2 separate regions of the Homo sapiens genome follow, and region 1 is linked to region 2. A link is a loop called in an ENCODE intact Hi-C map of the cell type or tissue named here. Cell type or tissue: IMR-90. All regions are shown on one strand. Each heading gives the region's core, and the rest is flanking DNA. Links, peaks and the distances in the headings are about the cores only. Region 1 overlaps TRPC5 (transient receptor potential cation channel subfamily C member 5). Region 2 overlaps RTL4 (retrotransposon Gag like 4).

What was found. A loop is a pair of places that touch in the nucleus more often than their neighbours do. Peaks named below come from ENCODE experiments on the same cell type or tissue, not always from the same donor. Only the 100,000 strongest peaks of a DNase experiment are listed, where the experiment ranks them.
Region 1: a loop joins it to region 2, with 2.7 times the contacts of the local background. A loop is called at or near these places in 2 of 110 quality-filtered maps.

What each region holds. Positions count from the first base shown.
Region 1 is chrX:112,054,772-112,063,048 of GRCh38, forward strand. The region is part of intron 1 of TRPC5 (transient receptor potential cation channel subfamily C member 5); the gene reads right to left. Among named protein-coding and RNA genes, the nearest start is that of TRPC5, 24 kb to the right of the region's middle. In IMR-90, for the core only: no CTCF peak of the experiment used is centred there; a DNase peak (open chromatin) is centred at 3,690; H3K27ac peaks cover 1,000 bases; H3K27me3 peaks cover 67 bases.
Region 2 is chrX:112,143,827-112,152,103 of GRCh38, forward strand. All of the region lies in intron 2 of RTL4 (retrotransposon Gag like 4), which reads left to right. Among named protein-coding and RNA genes, the nearest start is that of RTL4, 65 kb to the left of the region's middle. In IMR-90, for the core only: a CTCF peak has its summit at 3,589 (motif pointing left); no DNase peak of the experiment used is centred there; H3K27me3 peaks cover 383 bases.

The DNA of each region.
Region 1 (8,277 bases), core at 1,472-6,471, 89 kb before region 2:
GCCCTCTCTCTCCATCTCCTTGAAAATCCTCCCCATTATTCAGCGTTCAGCTTAGATATAGCCTCCACTGAGAAGTCCTCCCTGGTTCATGTTTTCCTCCTAACTGCTGTAATGTCTCCTGTAGTTACCATAGGACAGGATATGAGGAAACTTGAGGACTCGAGTTCAGAGGGGAATTGGAGGAACTAAGCCAGTCACATGTCATGAACAATATGGGAAGGATCCTAAGGGAAGCATGGAAATTCCAGAATAAGGAGGGGTTGATGAAATTATCCTCATGCCTTCATTTACTCTCCTCATATTAAAATATATTGCAGTTTGTGTGTGCCTGCTTATGTGAAATTACATATTATACTGTCTAGTTTTAATTAACCTAATCCTCACAAATGAGCAAGTAGTTTGCAATTTTTCATGCAAGTAAATCAGGGATTGAGGAGAAACTTAGTGTAAGCACAAGAAAATAATAAGGAAATGGCAGAGCTAATGCCATTCTGCTTCTAGAAGGTTCTACTCATAGGATGAGCTCTTTGTTAGCCACATTACCAAGTCAAAACAGCACAATTCCAATTAATAAACTGATAAGAAGTAGGCGAAACAGATTTGCTGCAAGTCTTTGTGAGGTATCTTTTTTTTTGGCGGTGGGGGGTGGCTGACAGCCATTAATTCCAAGAATTGAAATTGCTGAATTTAGAATCAGGACTTCAGATTACTGCATTATGAAAGATTGAAGTTTTTTATAACAAATGAAGCTTATTAAAGAACATTTCTCTCTCTAAAGACATTAGTTTAATGTTAATTTTTTAGTGAAAGCCAAAAAGATTTTCAGACTATAATATATTTATTATATATTATTTTTAAATATGGTTAATTTCATCCTTATTACATACTTTAAATTTTCCTTTTTGCCTGTGTTAAAGGAATTTTGTGTGTTTCTAGTACAGTAGCATATGTTTAGTTATAAATATATGTTTATACATGATATACATTATTACATTTATATAATTTATATATATATATTTGTACATATATTGGGAGGGTTTTTTTAGTAATTGAGTTAGAAATCAAGAAAACTTGAAAGTCATTGCATTAAACAACTGCACAGTTGTAGTAAGGGGGAGGGAGAAATTGTACCACACATTGAAAGGGCTTTTTCTGTCCAGAGATACACAAGAGGCAACCACCAATTGAGCCTATTTCAGGAGTGGGAGAGGATTCAAAGTATATTGGAGCATCAAGATAGGGTGAAGTAGGAAGTTGCAGTGATACCTGTGAGGTGGGGAGCCAAGAATATAGTGCTGCTACTAATCCATATTGACCCTTTTCACAAAGTAGAGAAAGGCACATCTTCCTTTGAGCAGGTGCAGCCCTAAATCAGGGTGCATAGCTTGGTAAGTCTGTGCAGTGGCTCAAGTTGGGCCCCCATTCACCTCCATCAGTGGACACTCTCATGCAGTGCGTGGCCTGCACAATTGTATACAGTGGCCCTGCATGAGAATGCTTAATAGAGCTACCTTAAAAGTCTCCCCGTGTGATTCTGATAACAAGCCAAGGTTGTGAATTACTGGGATACATGTTTACTTATTTACTCTATAAACTTCGTAGAATTCTTAAAAGAAATGCATTTTAAAAAGTGGTCTGTAATTCTGACATCTCACTAAATCAAACATGCTTCCACACCAAGGAGTTCGATTTAGGGAATATTTAGAACCAATTATCCAGCTGTGTGATACTGAGATAATCACTTTCCCTCTCTGAAGCCTCAGTTTCTTCAGTTATAAAATGAAAGGAGTTGAATTAGATGATCTGGAAGGTCCTTTCCAGCCATAGCACCGTATGTTCTATGCATTTTGCTGCTTAGCAATGTATGAAAATTCTCTGCCAGGCAGCCTGTGCAGCTACATTTTACTGGCTGGTTTTGGCTCATTTTCCTAAGAGGGTTGAAGGCATATGTTCACTCTAACTCTGTTTTTAGAGAGGGGCCATTTTTACCATTAACTGCACTGTCTTCTTCTTGCCAGTGTCTAGCAGGCATCTCTAAAGTGGGGTAGCGGCATAGGCAGCATTTACAGCCAACCATTGAGTGGCAATTTCAATTGTTTGATTTTCCTTCCTATGACTACATGCTTAATTGAATATCACATTTACTCATATATCTTGTAAATTATTCAGAAAACATTTTCTTCCTTGGCTGCTCCTGTAGATAGCTGTGCAACCAAAGGTCTGGCTTCAGCAATTTTAAGGCTTGATCAGAGCAGCTGAAGATCTGTAAACACTGGTTTTTGAATCTTTTCACTTTCAGTCACGAGGGTCATTAGATCTCCTTTAGACGCTCTGCCTAAATGCTCAGAAGAGTTTCTGCTTCAGCTGACAAGCATTAAAGCCTAATTGCAAGGCAAAAATATAGTGGGAGAAACAGTGTTTTCTTCTCAAAATTGGGGGAGGGAAGGGAAATGTGGGCAGATAGGCAAATCAAGTAAGTTTTGTCTTCCCATCAATGACTGATTTAATAAAGATTTGTAACCAATCAACTAGCTATGTGACCCGGGAAAAATGACTTTCTCTTTAAACCTCAGTTTCCTTAGTGGTAAAATAAGTTTGTTTGGCTTCAAGGGACTCAAGAAATGTATACAGCACAATTAAAGGGATGTTTTTGCTTACACTTTTTTTATTATTATTCCTGGAGACAGAAATATGAACCTCCCTTCAGGTAGTTCAAGCTTCATATAGTGCAAGCTTTTCCCTGAATTACCAAACTTAGTCATCTTATTTTCAAAACAGAAATGTGTGCTGAGTTTCTACAGCTTTTATTGATTCCACGTTCCTATGTGTCTAATCACACTGCCAGAAAATCTTCCCTTTTACCCCATTCAATCATCTCCAGCTACAATTAACACTTATTTTCTGTGCATAACTAACTTGTCCATAACTGAGATCTCAAATAGATGATCATCGTTTCCAGATGGATTCAAAGAGCTGGTGATTGACTAGACCAGTGGTTCTTAAGCAAGTTTCTTAGTGGATAAATGAATCCTTAAAGGAGCTTATTAAAATTCAAATTTCTGGTCCCCACTACCACAGATTCAGATCCAGTGGGTTTGGGTGAGGCCTAGGAATCTAATATTTTAGCAAGCACCCAAGATGGCTTCATTTCAGGGGGCTAGTGGTCCACTGTTGGAGAAACATTTTATTCAAAAGATGGTAATGGAGAGAGACCACCACCTATGCCTGTTCTTGCTTGCCCTTTCTCTAGCCCTGGGTCTATTCTTGTTTCTGCTCTCTGTGTAGTGTCTTTGTGAGAGAAGGAGGGACAGTGATTGCAAACTCTGTTTTCTTCAGACTTACAAAGGTAAAGTGATTTCTCCAGAGCCCCTACCCAGTGAAGAAAGAATAATATTAGAGTTTTCTCTCCTAACTTGGAGCTCGTCACCTAGGCTTCAGAGCAGACTTACCCTGACATTCAGTATAACAGGCCAGGATGAGAAGCAAGCCAAAACTAAACTCAGTGTTTTTACTCACCAGCTGGTTTGTGTGATTCCAATGACCAGTGTCAGGTTTGATGGTGAACAAAAGGAAACACTTGATAAATAACAAATTATTCTCAGATGCTTGTTGCAGCTTTCACTCTAAAGGAAAATCTCTACTGTCCCCTAACAGCTGGTGTGAGCAGATAAGCTGGGGGCATTCCATGCCTCTGGTGTCATAGGGTTAAGAAACCAAGAAATAGCAGAGGAAAGCGTCACTCTCAGTCTTGTGGACTAAAAGTATCTAAGGCATATGTAGGATATTATTCCCTTATACCAAGATTTAAATAAAAAGAAGCATCAATTAATCTTGAATAAAAGGTTGTACTACCAAAAAAATGCTTGAAACATCTTGCCATATACTCTCATCATCCCATTTTACAGAGGATACTAAGACTCAGAAAAGCGATGTGACTTGCTTAAGATTTCTTCAAATCTTTAAACAGTGAGCATCAACTTTATTCTTATTCTTAAAAGCTTTTAAGAGGAAAGCATTTTAATAATCTTTTTGAGTACTCATTACATAATAGGCACTGTTCTATGTGCTTCATATTTAAGCCCCACAACAATACTATAGGGTGGATCTTATGATCTTCATCTTACAGATGAAGGAACTAAGTACAGAAAAGTTAAGCAAATTGCCCAAGGCCTCACAGATGACCTTAGAGTTGGAATTAGAAGAACCCAGACAGACTGGCTCGAGAGCCTCTGGGTTTAACCACTAGGCTTCCTGTCTCTCAAACACAACAGGTAGGATTACCAAGATACTCTTTATCAAACTCTCTCCATCATGTTAATTCCATTCTCAAAAAGTGACATTGAATTCTGATTTAACAATGTTAAATCTTAACTAGCTTCACTAGTTTCTGAGGAGCCCCAAATATGGTGAAATGAGAACCCCAATTCACCACCCACATCTTGCATTGCCACTCCTGGATTTTACCATCTAATGAAGCCCATTCTGCCTCTCTGGGTGGTTATTCAGCATTAATGAAATGTGTTTGGTGCTATTCTATGCACAACACATGGAATAATCTCTGCTCTACAAGAAACTGTACATCTGAAGCATCTCTGCAGCTGCATGGGCAGCAGAGCTTCTCCTTGCCTACTGTTATTTTGGTTGCTACAGTCTCTGCCACATGACGCAGTTCCATTTCTAGAACTGTTCAGATTCTTGACGTAAAACCCATTCAAAGAGCCTGGTTAAGGGTATGCACTCAGTGGACAAGGTTGTTTTCTGGAGCTTCTGAGTTATATCACCCTGGAGTTTAAGGGATGGAAGGTTAGGAAGGTGTAGAAAGGAGAGGCCAACACCAAGTCGGGGGTTTTCTGATAACCCCAAATCTCCACATCTATCCCTACCATCATAAACTCAGGCTAAAGTGTTTGTTTCCAAATTTTCACCTATGTGTTTCTCAGAATAGGACCAAGTTAGGGCATCAGCTCTATAGTCTCCAAAATGCCAGAGTAGCTCTCACAGAGAGCAGTTAGGGACCAATGTTGATGGTAAATAAAGGAAATTTTATGAAGATGTTTCAGTCAAAGGAAAACCATGCAATTTTTTTTATTCTGAAGAATAGAATAAGGGAAGTGATATTAAGGTATGAGAAAATGGATTTGTACTGAATTCCACTTAGAATCTGTCCAGTAAAGGGGTTTCTGATTGATTTGCAACATTTAATGCAAAATAAACAAATATTCCAGCTGAAAGACACTGAGGACTTATCAAGCCCATCCCTCTTTCCTTTGAGTTTTAACCAGAGATAGAAAACTAGGTGCCAGAGGTTGAGTCCAAAACTTAGAAACATATGTTTGACCAGCATGTGGCCTTAAAAAGTTTTGAATTTAAATTCTTGGTTGGGCATGCCCTCTGCTGATCACCACAGTTTTTACTACTCCCAGTTATCTCCTACCCCATAGTTTCACAGTTTTATGTTACTGCCTGACACCTGAGGATATTTACATTTGCAACTCCTGCCAAACTACCTGAGAATGACAAAATTATATACCAATTCAGGGAGAGGTGACCACCCAGGGCAACCTGCATCTATTCAGAACTTAAAACAAGAGTAAATAAAAGATATTTCCCTCACAAAATAAAGTGAGGTTGTGAGTAATAGTAATATTCTTTTGAAGGATCTAAGATGTAATGTTTTCCAATATTAATGAACATGAGGCTGCTCCTATTCATGTAATATATTTAGCATAATAAATTACTTAAATATGACCAGATTTGAAATAAAGAATCTTTTCTGAGGTTATCTGAGGTTCTTTGTCAAAAACATTGGGGTTTCCTGGTTCCTGTGTTTGGTTGGATTGATCCCTCTGATTTAACTCAGTGTTTCTCCACTGGGGGTGCACATGAACCTATCATCACTTCCCAAGCGAAGTTCTTATTGTAAATCACTTTGTGCAATATGATATGTTGCTAACTGCAGTTTGTTGTTTGCATGAATATCCTCCCCCCACCAAAATAATATATGACTGAAAACCATCAACAGAACCTAGTTGGAAAGGCTTCCCCCAAAAGGGTTGCTTTGTTAGCTGCAATATGCTTTCTCTTTGAACTCACGCCTCTACAGTTCCTCTGTGAAATGGGGAAAATAAAACCTCTCTTTCTTGGTTTTCTAATTTTGTGGACTCTTAGATGAAAATGCCTCCTGGCTCAGCCTTGGCTTTCGTCTGGACCCTCCAACAACTGGCCATTTCCTGGACCTTAATTTTCTGTTTCCTCCTTAGAAACTTCTTTCCAATGTTGGGGATAACACTTCCTGGGTTGACTGTGTCCTGATTTATCTCTGATTCAGCTTATAGGCTATTGAAGCTGTTCAACAACTGTTTATTAATTAAACATACACAGAGTTTCTTGGACTGTATCAAGCTCTGTTTACTGTATGGCCAAGATCCATTTTGATCAAATCTGTGTTGAAGGCTACAGAAAGGGTGGCAAAAGAGACAAGAGTTGAGAGAGGGTATCTTCATCTCCTACTGAACATCAGCATTCAGCCCTGTCAGATTCCCTGTGGTGTACAAGTCCTGGGGGTATCCTTGGAGATGGTCCTTGGATATAAAAACAGGCTTGTTTCATTGGGAGGCCAAGCGTGAGTTGAAACTAAGGGAGAATGAAAAGCCATGTCTGAGGAGGAATACTGAGGGGGAAAACTGAGGACCATATTAGTCTTCAGATCTGAGATGAGGGTGGGGCCTGAAACAGAGTTGAAGCAAAAGAAGAGGAGGAGCTGTGAAGGCAGAGCAGGTCAGGAAGACTCTGAGAGTCTCTGGCATTTGATTTGGGGTTAGGGCTGTGGTCCCTCCTTAACTGGAATCCTCCAAGGAGACAGAGAAGAGCAGTCTTTACAAAGGCAGCTAATACACTTGTTTACACACACACATGACTATTAAAAACGTCTGTATGTGTGTGTGTAGGGGGTCTAGTGGTAGTTGGAGATGTAGCAGGGAGAAAATAGTGGGAGAAGGAGGGAAAGGGAATAAAAGAAAAAGTCCAGAAGCAGGTTCTTCTGGTGCTGGCTACCTCTTTGCTCCTTCTTTACACTAATTTTCAATCTGCAAGGAACCGTAAAGTGAACTTATAACTGGAAGTCATTGAAAGTTTTGAATTAGTTCTCCTGTCTAAAACCAGGAGCAGTTTATTTCAATGATATAATGGTTTGATTTTCTTTTATGAGCTATAGTCATCTTTTTCTTCCTCCTATATGTTATAGGGATTCTTTATATCTCCAGGCTATTCCATTTTACTAGAACAGATGTGTTTTCCTTCTAGACTTAGAATTTAATTGTATTGGCTCCAAGAGAGCCAACTGGTTTTACTTTTACTCTGCTTCATTTAGGCTGTTTTGATGCTGATGTAGTAACTCTCTCAGGTCAACAGGATTTCTGACTGGAAATATGCTGTTATAAAAATAATTAAAATACATTTCCTTCCTACAAAATGCAAAGCAATATGTTACTTTCAGGGTGTAGAGTAAGGGGTGAGGGAAGAAAGAAATACAGAACCAAGATCCTGCTCTCAAGAAGCTTACAGTGTACTTGGGTACAAAAAACATTAAGACAAAAAAATGGCTAATAATTATATAAGAGAATCACTACGAAGGGCCAATTGTGATACTTAGACACTGCTCAATAGACTCAGAGGAGGGAGCAATAAAAGACTGGGAAAGCTAGCAAGGCTTTAAAATGCCTGGTGCATACTAGACATGCAACATATATTTATTGGGTAAGGTAGAATTTGAGCTGGATCTCAAAGGATAGATAATATTTTGAGAGGCAGTTTAGAATGGGAGCTATATTCTTGCTACAATACTGGTATAGGTAAATGCAGAGGAAGCAGAGGTTGTGTTGGGAGACACTGCAAATAGTTTTTCTAGAGCAGAGGATTTATAGAGAAAGATCATACTCAAAACGTTGTTGGTGCCAGATAATGGAAGGCCTAAGGTCCATGGGAAAAGGGTTTGAACTTTATCCTATAGGTAGTGGGGGAACTACTGAAGGTAGAAGGGTAATGTCAAGGGAGGATGAATCTAGTGACTATGTGCAGAATGGATTGACAGGGAGAGACAGTAGGCAGTTGGACCAGCTCGGAGGCTTAGCTTGCGGATAAGGGCAGTAAGTAGGGTAATAGCAGTGGAAAATGCAGTAAGATAGGCAATAACAAAATGCAGAATTCAAAAGAAGAGTGCTTAGTGACTTAATTATATATATGGGGCAAAGGAGCGGTGGAAGGTAGGATGACTTCAAC
Region 2 (8,277 bases), core at 1,116-6,115:
GCAAGCTAACAATTTCTTAAAGCACATCTTTAGAACTAGTTTTTAAGATGTTTCCCCAGTTTTATTAAGGCATAACTGACAAATAAAAATCGTACATATCTGCAACGTAAAACATGTTTTGATAATGCATACACTGTGAAATAATTAAATCAAGATAATTAACATATTCATCACCTCACATAGAACTACTTATTTTTTATAAAGAAAAGAATCTTCTGTGTACAAATCAGTACATTTCTTGTTAATCTTAAATATTTCCAGGTATATCATCTTCTAACCTTGGATTTAACCTTAGAGTTGCATTTTGGTTCAGTGCTCATTTAATTTGCTAACATCTTCTCTTGGGGTGGGATCCCTAAAAAAAACAGCTCTGGCTGCAGTACTTCAGTGCCGTTTGGAGTCAAATTGCCTCTAGTCGCTCCTTTTAGCTCCAGCTGCTTAACTCCATTATAGTCAGAGTGGGTATATTTATTTAATCTGTTACTGCTGGTTAAAGCAGTGGTTCTTCCACTTGAGGGTGCATCATTTTCACCTGGAAGGCTCGTTAAAACACAAATTGCTGAGCCCTGTCCCCAGAGTTTCTGATTCAGTAGATCTGAGGAGGGACCACATAATTTGCATTTCTGATAGGTTCCTGAGTAATGTTACTGCATGTATGGGGATCATACTTTGAGAACCACTGAGTTCTCAAAGGAAAAAACGTAGGCTGCCTGCCTAAGATTTGGACCAGCTAAAAATGGCTCTCAAACCTGACTGCACATTGGAATCACCTAGGAAGCGTAAACAACATACTAGTGCCTGGGACTTGCTCCGGATTAATTAAATCAGAATAACTGGAAGTGAAGCCTAGGTATGAGTGTCTCTTAATATCCCCAGGTGATTCTAATGTGAATTCAATGTTACATCCCACTTTGCTAGAAGCTCCAGGCCAAACGCTCTTCTGTTCCTCCACATATCTCCCATGTAGCTGAATAACAAATGGAAAAGGTGAAAAACCCCTGCAGCCATTACTTCCTCCCTAGGACAAGTTCCCTCACTTAACTATATTGCTAAAGGCCAATCTTGATTTCTAATCCCAAATATGACCTGTTTTCAAGGCTCCTGATGCTTGATCAGGGTGACATTGTGCATCAGCATGCTCTTCCCCTCCTTCTCTGTATCTATGGTTCTACAAGTCCTTTTTTTTTCCTGTAGCAATAAGCCATTCATCATCAGACCTATTATCCTGAAGGGTTCTGTTCAGGAGCTCTTTTCCTTTAGAATGTTTGCAACAGGTGATGTTTCGAACTTCTTCATTTATAGCATCCTACTTAACTGGAGTGTGTCAAGCAAATGACACTAGTTGGAATACCTCAATTATTGTACATTCATTATGAGCACAGGAGCAATACTTTTTGATCATGATGGATCCTTCTTAATTACTCTATTTTGTAGACTGGAAAAATCATTTTGCCATGAAAAGAATATTTTCAGAGAGCTCTATCGATGCTTAATTCACCAGAGTGAATTAATGTCAGGGTGTGAGTGGGGTGGAGAACAAGTTCTTCCCTGACTTTCTCTGGACTAATCTAGAATGAAAGTTCATTTGGAAAGGGGACTTCACAGACACAGTCAAGGGGGATGTTGAGAAGGAGTCAAGTTGAGTCTCTAAGTTTCTTTTCTCTTTCTTGTATTCAACAAATATTTGCTGAGGGTCTACTGTGCAGGCACTGTTTTAGGTGCTGGGGATACAGTAGTGGACTAGGTAAAGTTTCTGCCTTTATGGCAATGACATTCTATTGGTTAGTGTGTGAGGAGGAGACATTAAAAGTGTAAACAAGTAAAAAAAGTGTCTATATAATTTTTAGTTGTGATAAGTGCTATGACGAAAAGAAGTGGGGCAATGGGATAGAGAATACACTGGGAATGGGGACAGACACTTGTTCCTTTACCTAGGGAAAAAGAAACTCTGTGAAAGTGACATCTGAACTGAGACCTGAATGATGAGAAAGAAGGAATCCCAGCAGAAGAAACAAGTGTAAATTCAAGGGACACACCCTCAAAAAAAGCCAACAAGCAAAGGAGAGAGCAGTCTCAAGCCAAATCATATATGCGCTTGTAGGCTGTGCTAAAGAGTTTGAATTTTATTACAAGTTCAATGAGAAGGCACTGTGGGATGTTTTAAGCAGAGGAATCAAATTGCTTGACTATTGATTTTAAAACGATCACTCTGGCTGCCGCATGAAGAGTGGTCTCCAGAAATGGTGGCAAGAGTGAATTCAGGGAGATCAGATTGGAGGCTGTTGTGGTAATTTAGGCCAAAGATAATGCTGGCTTAGCCTAAGATTTTAGCAATGCAGGGGGTGAGAATTAGGCAAATTTGTGAAGATTGCGAATTTTGGAGGCATAACAAGACATGCTGATGAATTGGAGATGGGATGGAAGGAAGAGAGAAAGGTGCCTGTTTTTGGTTTGAACAACTTGGGGGAAGTTGGGAGCATTTACTGAAATGAGGAACAATAGGGAAAGGAAAAAATTTGGGAGGGAAATCAGAAATTCTATTATGATCACATTTACTTTGAGATAGGCCTATAACATAGTAAAGATGCTGAGTTGGCATCGCAATTCTGGAGCCCAGGAAAGAGCTTTTGGGCTGGAGATAATACATTTATGATTTTTGAACATACGGAGATAATTTAAAATCTGAGTGAGTTAGACAGTTAGCATAGAAGAGGGAAGAGAGATCTGAAGCCCGAGCTCTGAGGCAATCCAAAGGCTAATGGTCAGGGAAATGAGGAGGAAGCAGGGAAATGAGGAGGAAGCAGGAGGTCAGTGAGGTAGGAGGACAAATCAGTGAGTGTGTTTCCCTGAAATATTAATGAATCAAGTGAATCCAGGAGGAGGGGATGGTCAATTGTGTCAGGTCATGCAGACAAGTTCTGCTGAAAGACCTGCGCTGAGAGAGTGTGATGTATGGAAAAGAATGCTGGCTTGCAACGCAGAGAACTTCAGTTTTAAGGACTAACTGGAACTACTGTATAATCATCATCATTATTATCACTATCATCATCATCATCATCATCAAAATGGTAATAGTAAGCAATATTTGTCCATATCTAGTATGTTTCAGGCATTGTGCTAAGTGTTTGCCTGCATTATTTCAATGAATCCTCCCAACAACCAGATGAGGTACACACTATTATTCTCGTTTCAGAGATGGGGGAGCTGAGTGAGGCTCGCAGATGTACAGTCCCTTGCTCCAAAGTCACACAGTGTGATCTGGGCCAAATTATTTCCCTTCTTTGAGGGAATTTCTCTCGTCTCTAAAATGAGCAAGTGAATTACTTTACTTTTTTTTTCAGCAACGATACCCTCTCATCTCAAACAAAAGTAAGTACAGAAACTCAGTTCATAAAACAGCAGAGTTGCACTGTTTCAAGCTTGAGTGTAGGATCTGTAGTCCTATCTACCGAACTGGACTTCTCTCCCCTCTTCCCCTTCTCTGCCCTGTGGCTTGCAAAGCACTCAACTGGATGGATTCTATGTGAATTTCAGCTTTTAGAATCCTAGAATTCAGATTCTCAGCTACCCCCTCCCCCTTGTGACCAAGTGCTGAAATTACAGCGTGGTTGGTCAGTGTTAGGAAATTCTGTGGCTCTGGATCACAGACCACAGAGCCACTAGTCCATATGGGACAGAGTTGTGGCCACTGCACTTCAGTGAACTGGTCACAATGTAAGCTCCTCACTGCTCCCATTTTGAAGTAAACCTCTGGGTGAATACAGCCCAATACCATACCTTAAAACAAATTGGGTTTATCTGACTGATTAAAAAAGAATCAAATGGCTCTGGCCTGGGTGTTGTGGCTCACACCTGTAATCCCAGCACTTTGGGAGGCCGAGATGGGTGGATCACTTGACGTCACGAGTTCAAGACCAGCCTGGCCAACATGGTGAAAACCCATCTTTACTAAAAAATACAAAAAATTAGCCAGGTGTGGTGGGGTGCACCTGTAATCTCAGTTACTTGGGAGGCTGAGGCAGGCTCTTCATCATCTCTTTAGGAAAACCTGTCTTTATGTAGCCTGTAAAAGTCAGACCTCCCCCTCTCTATGTGTTCCCTGAACTCTCTTCCTAACCCCACCATAGTCTTTGCCACATTGGGTGGTAATTCATCATCTGATTACAAGTCTATTTTCTCCACTAGTTGGAATCACATTCACCTTTCTGTCACATTCACCTAGCACAGGACCTGGTCAGCCAACATACATTGAATGAATAACAGACTCTCCTTTTGGGGAGAAGGTGCTTGTAAGAATGGGAAGAGCATTATTTGACAGATATCACAGGATCTTGGTGCTTCCTGCTCATTTGCTGTTCAGTGGAATATTTTGTCTCTGGAAACTTGCTCTGTACAGTGATGTGAACTTGGGATTCCTTCAAACCTATTAACATGCCACAACCAAGCAGAAATACGTGTTCCTCTTCTCCCAATGTGATCTAACTGCCATGTGACTGAGTGCAAAAAAAAAAAAAAAAAATCTGGGTTTGATCTCAGAGCTCCAGCTATGCTAATGGAATGAAATACAGGCAATAGCCTGCAAGGGAGAACACTGATATTTGTTCTGATATGCTTCAGGGGATGGAGCAGGGCCACAATTTAATTCCTGACAGTTCAGAGGCCTTATGTAGTTGGAAACTGAAAATACTCACTGAAAATGCCAAGTAATGTCAAGTCTGAGGAGTTTGACCTACTGGTCAGAATGGAAACCTCAGATAAAGATACATATCCTCCCTTCACCTGCAGCAGCACAATAAGGCAGAGAGAACAGAGTCTCTGTATACTTTTGACCTGGGTTTGAAACCCAGTTCTGAATAGTTCTAGGCATGAGACTTTTTGATAGTTACTCGATTTCTCTGAGTGTTACTTTCCTCTTCTATAAAATGAGAATAATAATATCTATCTTGATAAGTTAGTGTGAGAATTTTGCGTGGTTGTATAAAGGGCCTGGCACATAGTAACTTCTCAATTTGTGATAGCATAAAATAATTAAACTTCTTTTACCTGTGCCAGAAGCAGTCCTTTCGTCTCATCCCATTGATGTGTCATTTCCACTAAGGACCTCAGGTAGAGGGAGTGGGTGTTAATGGTGCCTCTAAGGACAAGGGGGGAAGGCAGTCTCCTATCCCTCAGGTATCTTAGAATCTCCTGTATCTGTCTGTATATGGAAGTATATGTATTTTCACTGGTTAAACAATTTAGTCATTTTTTTCTCCTGGAAAGAAAAGAAAACCCAGCTGATTATTACTTTAGCTTAGTGTATAAGAGGAATCATTTGCTTGTTTTCTTGTTACTTCCTTTAACAGATATTTAATAGGTGCCTGCTATGAGTGAGACCTTTTTCGAGGCACTAGGGATAGAAGAGAGACAACAGTTCTCACTTTCCTACAGCTGACAGTCTTTTTGAGGGAAATAGACAATAAAAATGATAAGTAAAATATATTATTATATGTGAGATGATGATAAGTGCTAGGAAAAGAAATAAAGCAGGAAGAGGTGATAGGAAGTATTACATCAGAAGTATCTTAAGTGACAAAGTTACAGTTTTAGATAGACCAGAGAAGGGATCACTGAGAAGGTGAGATTTGAGTAAAAGGCTGAAGGACACACAAATATCTGGGGAAGAACATTCTAGGCAGAGGGTATAGGACAAGCACAAAGGCCCTCAAGCAGGAGAATGACTGGTGCATGTACAGGGTAGCAAAGGGGCCAGCATGGCAGAAGTTGAGTAAACAACAGAAGCAATAGTAGGAACACCTTTGATATTGAACCCTTTGCTCATCATTTCCTGCTCTTGTTCATTCAGCAACTATTATCAAGTACCTACTATGTGCTAGGCATTGTGCTAGGTACTGGTATAAGGTGCAATGAATAAGGCAGATGGTGTTTCTGCCTTCATATGGAGTTTACAGTCAGTCTAGTGGGAGGAGAAAAGAATAATTACATTTCAGGTGGTGAGACATGCTAAAAAGAAAAATGAAACAAGGCAAGGGGGAAAGGGAAATCTGGGGTGAGGGTTAGTCACTATTTTAAGAAGTAAGGTGGACAGAAAAGCCCTTTCTAAGAAGGTGATATTTAAGTAGAGAAATGAAGAAAGTAAGAGAGCCAGCTTTGGGGATTTCTGGTAGACGATTGTTTCTAGATAGAGGGAGCAACCAATGACCAATATAAAGGATATTAGGCTGGAACGTGCTTGTGTGTTTTAAGAACAGTGAGGAGGCCAGTGTGGTGGGAGCAGCATGAGCCAGGTGGAGGATGGCAGAAGGTGAGGTCAGAAAAATAGTGGGTGGAAGGGGAATGCTAGCCTGTAAACCTTGTGGTCATTGTAAGGAGTTTGGCTTTTTATTTATCTGCTGAAATAAATGATGGTGATCCTCTAAGAAAATGCTTGTCTGTATTGGAGTTGGAGATTTCTTTCTCTCTGGAAAGAGCAGAGGGAATGGAGAAGACAGGAATCTTAAAGAGATTAAAAAACACGGCAGAGACCTAGGAAGTGGATCGATCTCTTTTTAATTATCCCAACCAATTGGTTCTGACTGAGATGAATTGCCGTCTCACCTGTCCAGACACAACTATTGTGAGGTCCCACTTTCCTTTCTTTTATTTTCCCTTTTCTTTGCTTTTTCTTCTTTTCTTTTTTACCCCTTCCCTTTAAATCTGCTGAAATTCAAGAGGAAAAATATACAAATGTTCAGTAATGGTGGCATGTAAGATTATGATTTTTAAAATTTTCAGAGTAAAAAATCCCATTGAAAATCTGATACAATCTATGAAATCTCTGTATTTAGAAAAGCACCTATGGACATATGCATGTGAATTGTTGCTTAGTATTTGCATAGATTCATAGACCTCCTCAGTACCCACAGCCCATCCATGGATGGAATTCCGGTTAAATAACTGTGCAAAGAGATCAGCCAGGGTTTTTGCTTTAATAGAGGCAAATGTAGGACATGGAGAACTATGAGAGGAAATAGTAGAGAACCACTACTCTCTTAGCATTAATTGAGGTTATTTTCCCACCTATCCATTTTCTCTGGACTCAGAAAAGCACTGTTTGTTTCTGCTCTTCTTGTCACTGACCATCTGGTTTACACAAGAGACTTGTAGAGGGAGATCAGGCAGGAGCTTCTGAGGATCCCTCTTTCTCTCCTTCCCATGGAAAAGAGATCTAGCCACGCTGTCTGAAATAAAGTCAAGAAACAGAGGAGTGGTCACAGTACATCAAAGAATTTAAATCTCCTCCTTTTATAACTTTTCCAAATGGAAGGATATCATTCTCAACCAGGTTCAGGCACACAAGACAGTTTCAGACTGGCTGTGAATACTGATATCAGTGCACGGTCTCACAGAGCATGGTCTCACATTGGGGATACATTTTATTTTTTGTCTAGAAGCTTCCTTTTTTGTGCATATATTTAAGCCTCTCAGCAAATATTCAATGGAAAAAGCTCAAGGCCGAGCCAAAGGCAATTATGAAGCACTTATAGAGTTGGAGACTGACAAGTGGTAATTATTTGGAGATGCTTATTTTCCTTGTCTTTCCACTCCTCTCCCCAACTCCATCCCACAACCTGGTGTGCACTAACCATTCAGTTTATATTGGCTCATTACCAAAATCTGCCTTTATCATGTCAATGTTGTGTAGAGAAATATCAGTAACAAAAACATTTGTGCTACTCCTCCAGCAATGAAGTTAGCTAGAAGTTTAATGATTTCATGTCAGTGCTGAATGTCTTTTCACTATTTCCATTCATTAGTCTCTCAGAAGAGGGAGAAAGAGATTTGATGATGTTCAGTTTGCCCTATACGTTCCCCTGGAAGTAAGGTGAGTTTAATTTATTCCTACAGTCTCACCTTTTGTCCCCTCAGCATGGAAGGCGTTCATGCTGCTTTAATCCGTTCAAAGCAATGACTAATCTAACTATTTTTCAGCAATTCTGTTTCAAGCCCTGACCCCATAGCTCCTTTGATCACAAAGTTTTCATGTTGACAGCCATGCATGTTTACAAATGGAATGCTACAGGGAAACAAAGGAAGGGGAAGTAGCCCCTGTGGGACAACACAGTTGTTCATGTGCTTATTGAGAGTCTGATTAAATTCAAAATACAAAATACCATTTGGGAGCGGGGCAGTTCTATCTGTCAGATTTCTAGGCTTCCAAGGACAAGTCAGAAATAACAACAGGATAACGTTATGATAACTTGACCGGGATACTTTCTTCTGTAGTTGAAATGTTGA